Regions from separate parts of the Homo sapiens genome. Here region 2 is linked to region 1. The links are chromatin loops, found by intact Hi-C in ENCODE. Cell type or tissue: IMR-90. All regions are shown on one strand.

Region 1 (2,500 bases):
ATAATGCTTTCAAATTTTAAGCTAATCAGTGAAACATATGTTAAAACATAATCATCCTTTGGGCTATTGAGATATTAACTATAATGATGAGCTTCCGTTATCACCTTGTGGACCTCTGGGGATGGAGCATCTTGAACGGAGAATCACTGGATTAAATAAAGAGATAAAACTCAAGTATTTTTTAACTTTAAACTTTGATGAAAACTCTCCGGTAAACTGGAATACTTTAGACAATTTCCAAATGACTAGAGACAAACATTAACTTTTTGCCTCAGAAACTCTGATATTTTAAATCAGTTTGTTTTTCTGGCCCACTTTTTTATAAAATGAGGAAACTAAGTCACAGAGGTTAAGTGACTTGCCTAAGATAAAAGAGGGCCAAACCAGGAGTAGAAACAACATCATTTACTCACACGGATTCTATACCCAATCCTGAGCCATGTGATCTGCTTCCTTCTGGCCTCCATGTCACATGGATTCAGGAAGAAATCTGAGTTCTAATAGTAATATTGGAGATGCAGGGAGAACTTCTTTATTCACGTATGTATTCCTTTCTTTTCTTTAAATAACTCTCACAATTTTGGTCAGTATTTTCAAGAAGAATGGTGTGTACACCCAGGGGAAGGCATATACATCATGATGTTGTTTTTGGAACTGACATATTATGAAAAAAAAAAGAGACTTACGTTTTCTGTCCACAGATGGACTTTTTATACCAGTTCTTACAAGTGCTGAAGTATTTCTTTTTGGTGCCCAAAATCTGTTGAAGGGCACAGACATTTGGGCTGGAGGATAGAGGGAAAGGAAAAAAGTTAATGTCCTAATAATGACTAGTTTTTCGTATCTAAAGATTGGTTGATAGAAGAAAATGTTGAGATGTGGATTTGATATCCAAAGACATGATTCTAGCCTTGCACAAATCTAATTATTGACACAATCCTACTGAATTGTTGAAAAACCGAAAGTCTACAGGAGGTGGCAGGGAGAGAGAGAAAAATTATACATTTCTGAGAGTAAAATACAAGCTTTTCAAAAAGTTAACCAACTAGGACTATTCAAACAGTATGAACGTAATTTTATTTCTATGTGCCTTATTACTTTTAATGGTAGATAATCTACTGACCCTTTTTAAACCAAGCATGTGCTCATTTGGAGGATGGCCATAACTTCAGGGCTCTCTGGAACAATGAGAGGTCAGAGAGCAAAAGAGACAAGGTTTATTATGTACACAGACACTATACTCTGTAATTTTCTAGGTAAGTAATCACAGAAGTAAATGTGCTAAAATTAACTTTGAAACAATATGGTTGCACAAAGGAGAATTTATCTTTTTGAATGGAAGTAACAGATCAGAACATCCTCTGTCACAATTTTAAGGTTCCCCTTCCCCTCTTAAAGGGACAGAAGTCTTTTTTCACTGTAAGTCAAAGAAGCTTGTGAACATTATGAAAATTCCTGTGAGGCATAGGAAGAAGTGCCAAGATCCGCTTAAAAAATTATAAATGGTTGGATAAGTTACAAAATTATGTGTAATTTTAAAAATGCTTAGTTGTAGTTGCATTAGTTCTATAAAATATAAATTACCTTTGCAAATTTTACAGAATTCAGAGTTTAAAAGTAACTTAAATGCTTCAAAGAATTCAGAGAACTAGTTACATTACCCAGTATTTAACCTTCATATGTAATTTAAATAAAATTTTCTCTAACATCATGTGAGATATTTCAATGCTGTTTGCATACATATGATAGTTCCTAACAATAGATTTTTTAATTTTGAAAACTCAATTTCAGATTTTTGGAAGAAAATAAAAACATAAATAAATGGAATTATAAAAGAATGCCCAGCTAAATTGTGTTAATTAGATTAGAATTATATAACATTTCATAAGAAAGCAATTATATTCAAGGTATTTAGAGAGCAATTAAGTCTTAAAGCTTAAAAGTGCATAGATAAATCACAGAATACTCACATTTTCCTTTTTTTCCTATTACTTTATAATAATTAGGAAAAAAAACCCTGAGGCATATATGAGAAACTTTATGCATACTTGAACATCTAACAAGCTGAGGAAAAAGAAAAATGGTTTATAAAACCAAACCACTCACTTACCCTTGGTCCCGACCCCTGATACGACTATGAGCCAAGATCTTGTCATAATGATTGTTGGCGTTTATAGGGTTAACAATAAGCAGCAATAGTAGAGAAAACATGGGTAAAAAGGGAATCATCTTGAGTCTCTCCGTTGCAGTTAGTCCCCGAAGAGAACTGGCAGTGGGCTTTGGAGAGCTCAGAATTTATATACATGTCAGAGTTGTGGGAGGGAACACTGCATCAACCTGAGAGTCTGAACTCTTTCCAGGAAGCATCGGCAACTTCAAATTGCCAGCTAAGATTTGTTTTGGTTAGTTATATTTAAGGAACACATTGAGCTACTTTTCCTTTTCATTATAAAGAAGGTACTTATTTTTAATCATATGAACAATTGACTCACTGCATGTT
Region 2 (2,500 bases), 280 kb before region 1:
TTGTCTGAACCAATTCTTTAAAATAAATCTCTCTCTATCTCTACCTAAAAGATATATGTACATATCTTATTGGTTCTGTTTCTCTGGAGAATCCTAATACAGGGGGCCTCAGTTCAAATTCCAAGACAATAGCATAAGTCCCTTTGAATTACCTATTACACAAATTAAGATCAAATTTGATTAATTCTGAAAATTTTTAATACCTCTCAGGAGATGTTTCTTGTAACATCTAGTCACACACACACATACACACACACATGTTTAAAGAGAGAGAACCCTCCAGTCCCCTGCAATAAGTCACAACAGATTACAAGATGAACATTAAATATTAGGGAAAAACAGAAATAGGCAAATATTAGAAGAGAAGCTAAAAAAAAGGATTTTTACAAATTTGGAAACCTTTCCCTGGTGGCAATTGGCTGTAGCCATAGAAAATAATAGACTGTTGCTCTACACATTATCAGAAAGTCCTTACCCCGAAATGTTACCAATCTAAGAGGATTTATAAAGTTAAATGTTGGTAATAACTGTACAAGATTACAGAAAAAGAGAGATGTTATAATAGTAACTATAAGCAGACGGGATATGACCCTTGTGTATAAAAAGAACGTAAAGTAAAAATATATCATTGTAACTTCAGTATTACACAAGGAGGAGATAACTTGACCCACTGACATGAGGATCCTGTTTGGGTTGATATTTATACTCTTTTGAATGAGAAAAGGGAGAATCAAAAGATTACTATAGCTTGAGAAAAATATTCACTTGTTTGCCCTGAGTTGGTTATCATTAAGCAGAAGTCTGATTATGCATTAGATTTCCCAAATAACTTCATTTTAAGAAGAAGAAAGTTTGATTATCTGACTGACACATATGGCTAGTCCAGTGGCTATCAACATTGCTTAAGTTATCACGAACCCATTTCTATGAGCCTAGTTTCCTTTATGTGAATTTGATATCTGGACCTGTGTGCCCTTGGAATATAGAGAAGATAGCTAACCTGAAAGACCATGCCAGCCTTGCATGAAACGTTAACTCAGCCATCTTGGAGATGACCAGCCTTGCACCAAGAAGGACCAGACTGCAGCTGTATCTTGAGGGGAGAGGCAACCCAGTCACCTAAAGACACCCCTTTGAACCAAGAGAGTTTCCTGATTGAATGGAGCTACAGAATGATGCTTTCCTGCTGGGCTGTCTGGTGCTTCCTTCAGTTCACTTCCACTGATCTCCGAAGGTACAGGACAAGCTGTGGGGAAGCACCCAGGTGCATGATTCTGGCTTTCAAAAAAGTTGGAACAAATCTAATTGCCTCTCAGCACAATTTAAATTCTAAGCCTGCAGGGTAGGCTCCTATCCATCTTTTTTGTTTGGCACATTGGGAGTATTCCACTAGGAATGCAATAGGAAGCACTTTATTCCACACACAGGTGTCTTGGTAGATGTAGGGGAAACATTAACATTTCTGTAGGACTAGTTAAAACTTGCTTTCCGAAATGAAATTCCACAGCAGCTTAGTCTCCTTTATGAACAAACCAACCACATGACTGCCAGAAATCAATGCACATTGATTCTATCCAAATGTTTTCAGTGAGTCAGCGCTAGAATTCTTGCCAGTAGGTTTGTTGTGTTTTTTGGATAGCTTCTTATGCATTACCAAGAGTTCCAGTGTGGGTAATATATTTTATTTAATATTTCTCCTCTCAATGAAAAATAAAGCAAATATTTATATGGTTTTACCTAAATTTGACTTTCCACTAGCAAATCAGTGCTATAGCTTGTCTTTTATTGGTGAAAATTGACCTTTTAATTTTGCCAATACCACTATTTTTTTTGTCTGTCGAGTTTCTTACCTATCCAAAAGCATCTTCGAAGAAAACGTATTCATAATGTTGAAAATAAAAATTGGAATTTGTTGTCTACTTTACTGAGTTTTAGTAAAAGCTCAATTTCTCACATTGCCTGTTATAGCCTTTTATGGTGTAACAAACTCATGATGAAAACTTCCCCAGGAAAAACAACCTGGGAGAGGGAGCCAAGATGGCTGACTAGATGCAGCCAGAAAGAGACTCTCCCAGCAAGAGACCAGACTGTCAAAAAGACTGACACACTACTCTGAGCAGATCTTCAGGAGGAAGGCATTGAGAGTGGTCAAAGGGAGGATGCAGACCCCGGGCTGAAAGAGAGAGGAAACTAGCAACCCTGCATAGGACTGCTATGCATCAGGACTTGTACTTGACCCCCAGCGGCTCCAGGGGAAGGGGTGAGTTAGATAGGTGAGAAGTGGCCCACTTTTATCATAGACCACCAGAATCCTAGCATCAGGAATGCCATGTCCCCCACAGACATTTGAGCTGACAGAGAGAGCTACTGGGAGAGGTGGCAGGGACAGGATTCCAGCCTGATTCCAGTTTTAGTTTCATCAGTCTTTTGGATGGTTTATTGCATCTCAATTTCCTTCAGTTCAGCTCTGATTTTGGTTATCTCTTTTCTTCTGCTAGCT

Evidence for each region. Hi-C counts contacts between places; a loop is a spot of excess contacts. Peaks named below come from ENCODE experiments on the same cell type or tissue, not always from the same donor. Only the 100,000 strongest peaks of a DNase experiment are listed, where the experiment ranks them.
Region 2: a loop joins it to region 1, with 3 times the contacts of the local background. A loop is called at or near these places in 5 of 110 quality-filtered maps.

Annotation. Positions count from the first base shown.
Region 1 is chr13:37,596,498-37,598,997 of GRCh38, forward strand. It overlaps POSTN (periostin), which reads right to left and starts at 2,271. Exons shown (of 23, transcript NM_006475.3): 1 at 2,111-2,271; 2 at 687-785. The coding sequence starts at 2,229. In IMR-90, no CTCF peak of the experiment used is centred here; no DNase peak of the experiment used is centred here; H3K4me3 peaks cover 323 bases.
Region 2 is chr13:37,312,058-37,314,557 of GRCh38, forward strand. No RefSeq gene overlaps it. Among named protein-coding and RNA genes, the nearest start is that of LINC01048, 170 kb to the right of the region's middle. In IMR-90, no CTCF peak of the experiment used is centred here; a DNase peak (open chromatin) is centred at 1,554; H3K27ac peaks cover 370 bases.